Regions from separate parts of the Mus musculus genome. Here region 2 is linked to region 1. The links are chromatin loops, found by intact Hi-C in ENCODE. Cell type or tissue: left cerebral cortex. All regions are shown on one strand.

Region 1 (2,500 bases):
ACAATGCATTAGAAATTTCACCAGGTACTTTCTGCAATGGTCTCTGGATTGATAGAAGGAAAGGAATTCCACTTTAATTACTATTCAGTTGTATAGCAAGCTGCAAAGAGCAACAGAGATTGAAACACAAAGCCCATAGCTTCTTAGAATTGTGGTTATATTTCATGGACACGTAACGTTAATTGTGATATTTTTCTAGTACACAGAAATATTTTATTTCAATATACCGTGTTGAAATACTTTTGTATAAAAACATTTGGAGATATCATTCTCTATCAACAACATCTCTATTTGTAGCACTTACTATTTACACTAAAGTAAACTAAAATGATAAATAACTTGGACAGAACAAAGATTAAAACCAAAAAATATGACCTTAAATATCTTAAAGCATTTTGGAACATAAGATAATAGAATGTTTCTGAATTTGTATTACCTTGCTAATTTAGAATTCAGTAAGATGAGTCATGAAAACAAAAGCTTACACTATAAAGTATTTGGGAGAAAATAAACAAACACAGCATATTTTTTCTCTATCTGTGAGGCAAAATGGACGATAAATACATTGGAATGAAAAGTCCCTGTTAGGAATTTTGGTGGGACCTTGGGCAAAGAAATGTAGACTCTGAATTAATTAGCAATAGCAAATCAAGTCAAGGAACTAATGGAGTTGGTGCACCCATATCACACTTCAGGGAATATCATCTATGAGGATTGTCACAGTGCACCCTAATAGGGAAAGTGAACATTATCTAGGCCACTAGGAAGGAGTTACTAACTGTTGAGAGATATCTAAGCTGCGTTCTAAACAAGATATTCCTGCTTATCAGTGGTTCAAAAAAGTAAACAAACAAAAAACACCCCAAACCCAACATCCTCTTTATTAAAAACAACAACTGGTTATGTGGATAACTATTAGGATAAGTGGATGTCTTTCAAGAAGAGAAACCTCCACTTAAACACACACGCACAAATTCATGCACACTCAATCACATTGTTTTATGATGATTAAAATATAACATCTCTGAAAGAATAGTATTACTTTTATAAATTACAATAAAGTCTTTATTACTGTTAGATATTATCCCCAGAACCTGGAGATCAAAAACGATTTATTTTCTCAAAATGTCAGTTGTGGAGAGGGTTCAGTCTATGACTCCAGGTCTTTGGTGATATTGCAGAGACTTTGTCAGGCAGAACAGCAGTCACATCAAGACTTAACTGTGTGTAAAGGATCTACTTCCAATCTGAGTTGTGCAATTTTAAAGCTTATTGTTTCACAGCTATGAACCAATCATCCAGGGCTCAAGTTATCCAGGAAATTCATCCCACGAAAGAAGAAGATAGAAGGAAAAGAAATCTTTTCAAAGTTGAATTTAGTTCAAATTGAGATGACTTTCTGGACTATTTCGTCTTACACTGCATTGGCAATAACCATATCATATGGTCACACCAAGTACAAAGCAGATGGGGATAGAGTCATTTATTCTGTCAGTAACATGCTCAGACTTTGAAAAGTCCTGATACCAAAATGGAAGAGAAAATTCGACAGACAACTAAGAATATAGTCATTTTTCTTCACTGAATTTTAAAAGCAATACATTCTTATTAAAAACAATAAGGTAAAGCCAACTAAAAGGTAAATGGCAAAAATAGGTTGTTAAGTGCTCCGTACAATCTCATTTTCCTAAGAGAAACATATGTAAGTAACATTGTTGTGTATTGCATATCCTTCCTATTCTAGATATAGATTTTTAAAGATGTTGCGTTTAATTTGGGGGCATTCAGTGGATTTCAAAAAGAAAATAAAGATAGTGAAGTTTGACCTGTCTCTGCGAATGTTTCAGGAAAGGAGACTGGAATACTAGACTAGTTTTGACATTGGATACAACAACAAAATGGTTCCTGATGCCCTAAAAGGACTTACAAGTAAGTAGGATTGTTTAATTCAGGAAGCAGAGTATCTTAGGCACTTTCCACAGTGTACTTTTGAACATCTATTTTGGGTATTTCAATTGGAAGTTTGGAATGTTCTATGAAAAGAAGAGACTGAAATAAGAAGTTTGCTTTATTTATCATGGTAGTGACAATCCAGTCATGAGATGCTGCATTCCCTGGGAGCTGTGCTGAGTGAGATGGGAGGGAGGGAGGAAAAAGAAAGCTACTTTCAAAAGTAAGAAACTAAGAGTGGAATTTAATGTAACAAAATTAGTTTTTTAAACTCTAACACTTAATACTTGTGTGTCTATCACAAAATAACAGGTAATAATATAATTGAAAGAAAATAAACGAGCCATAAGAAGTGTTTAAAATGGCAAACCTCTAAAAGACCTGAACTAGGGTTGTCAGTAGAAGTGTGTAATCCAGAGACAGAAGTCTGAAGAAGGAACTTGCTAGAGACTCTAGGACCTGTCAACCAGACATTGAAAGCAGCAGAAAGTGAGGACAAGGTGACGAGCAGCTACAAAGATTTACTCCTCACGTTTTCATTACACGTTCA
Region 2 (2,500 bases), 400 kb before region 1:
TAGCTGAGGCTATGACAGTTAGGATGTTGACTCCTGAGGAAATTCTCACGATTGTCTTAGGTGAATCCTTGCCACCCTTGTGGATGAATGGGAAGCTTCTAGCTACATTCACTTATCAAGTCCAGGCTTTATCATTATTTCCTTTTAATGTTAAGAAGAAGTGTATTTATAGACATGTTGCTATAGAATATGTGAGGTAGGATTTGAACCCATAGATTCTGTGAGATAAATTCAATATTTATAGAGCAGTGACAATGTATTACTTTACAAAATGGGGTAATACATTGCCATAACATAATGAAATACAAAACAATGTTCCATTTGTGTGAATTGAAGTTTCAAATTGTATAAATTTTACCCCTACACAAAAAGTAACAAGATATTCTTTGGAATGTAATAATCCACATGTACGAATGACTTGAAATAATTCAACTCTTTCTAGTGACTCATGCCTGTCACAGAGGGATAGAAAAATCACACTTGTATACCTCACAACAAGAACCAAGACATCCAGGGAATAGTGTTGGGAATATATTTGTAGAGCTAGAATTTTGGTGACTTTGGAACACAATGAGGGATACATATGATATTTAGAACTTTTTTTATTTCTTTAACTCAGTATTTTCTAAGGATGTGGCAGTGATCCAATATAAAATTTTATGAAAGAAGTCTTTGAAATTGTGACTATGCTTGCCTTTCAAAAGTTACTTTATTTGGTAAAAAACAATAAATACTATTTTAAGATCAAGTCATGCTTTAACAGTATTGATTTTTTTTTGAACATTGAATGTTTATGAAGCCATAGCCTGTGTTTTTTTTTTTCCCTGTAAGAGTTTTGCCTCCCCACTGAGTCTCTTGGGAAGGTTGATTGCCTTCATTTTTAAGCAAGTGTCTCTCAAGAATTGAGAACTTAAAAAAGAAATTCTTTTGATAACAGCTTGTAAATCAATCTTCTATTCTACCTCAACAGCCAAAGGGTTTAGTGTGCCTTAAACTAATAGCTGCAAAGATGAGAGCTATTCTGAGTGCATTCAGAATGGCTGTTAGCAGCAACTATGATGCCTGAAACTCATGGCTGACCAAAGTCTTGGCAAAAATGACTGGATGCCCACTGGCTTCTGGCAAACACAGAAATTTAAAGGCAAAGTTGTCTCCTAGGGAATGCTGACAGCTGTGTTTAATACATACAGAGGGAGGAATGTACACACCAGAAATCAGAGACTATTTCAATCTTCAGTTTTTCCTAAGTAATCTAAGGCAGGCTGGGAAATATGTGGAGCTCTCTCTTTGGAGCTTGGATTTCTCCTCTAAATCTCTTCCTGTTGCCTAGCTGTACAAGTTGCCCACCTTCTCGATTAACTTCTTGCTTTTTCCTTCTAAAGAACAGATTGTAATATAGGTCCATCATTTTTTCTTTCCTTTTCCTCCCTTCAAATATCCCCATCTTCCTTTCAAATGAACAGCCCCTTTTAAAATTAAGTGCTGTTGCTGAATATGTATATATGTATATACTTCTAAATATAACATATTCAGTTGGTATATTACATGTGTGTGTTTGTGTGTGTGTGTTTCAGGGATGATTATTTGGTATTGGAGTACCAAATGATGTGCTCTTACCCAGGAAAGATTATTTCTCTTCCTCTCATCACTTCTTCATTGCCTGTAGATCTTTGTGGAATACTGAGGCCTCTTACAGTTTCCCCAACATTGGTAAGATTTTATGGGTGGAGTTCCTAAAACTACTAGAAGATATAATCTTACAGCAAATTTCACGATACTCAGGCTCTACTATCTTCCTGCCAGGCATCATGTGATGCTTCCTGATCCATAGGTTCAGGAATTGAATTATAGATATATGCATTGTTATTGGGCTTCATAACTATGCAACGCAATCAGTTATGGTTTTCTATAATGGTCTAAATTAAAGAGAAATGTACTTGATGAGGAGTGAGAGAAACACTTATCTGTGGGTATAAGGACAAGCCAGCTATGATACTATGACCTGCAACCACAGCCATCATGAATGATAACCCTACAGGTTCAGCAATGACGACATACCTTAGCAGTAACCAACAACTCTGCAATTGAGCGTAAGACATGTTCATCAAGAGAGAAAACATGCCTAGTACCAAAATCCTAGTCAACTACCCACAGCTAAAGCCTCAGTACTTGGTAAAGAACCTATAATCAACTCTTTTTAAAAAGAGGAAAAGACTACATTGCAATTTCTCAAACTTCTTATCATGGGACGTGCTCTTCATAGGTAATACATTGTTGCAGTGTTTTCTTTAAAAACAAAAATGTATATTGTCAAGAAGAGCAAATCTAATTATGGATTCAGTAAGTAATTATTTGGTTATTTAAATATACTTTTCTTCTGAGTATAACCCAGAAGCTTGATTTATTACTGACCTTCAGCAATGATGATCCACATTATAGCAGTGAATTCATTAAAAAGACTATATCAAAGGATGCACATTGTTAAACTACATGTTGGGAT

What was found. Hi-C counts contacts between places; a loop is a spot of excess contacts. Peaks named below come from ENCODE experiments on the same cell type or tissue, not always from the same donor. Only the 100,000 strongest peaks of a DNase experiment are listed, where the experiment ranks them.
Region 2: a loop joins it to region 1, with 2.1 times the contacts of the local background. A loop is called at or near these places in 2 of 42 quality-filtered maps.

The regions. Positions count from the first base shown.
Region 1 is chr11:42,049,737-42,052,236 of GRCm38, forward strand. No RefSeq gene overlaps it. Among named protein-coding and RNA genes, the nearest start is that of Gabrg2, 50 kb to the left of the region's middle. In left cerebral cortex, no CTCF peak of the experiment used is centred here; DNase peaks (open chromatin) are centred at 1,397, 2,025 and 2,466; H3K27ac peaks cover 609 bases.
Region 2 is chr11:41,648,119-41,650,618 of GRCm38, forward strand. No RefSeq gene overlaps it. Among named protein-coding and RNA genes, the nearest start is that of A230004M16Rik, 61 kb to the right of the region's middle. In left cerebral cortex, no CTCF peak of the experiment used is centred here; a DNase peak (open chromatin) is centred at 1,160.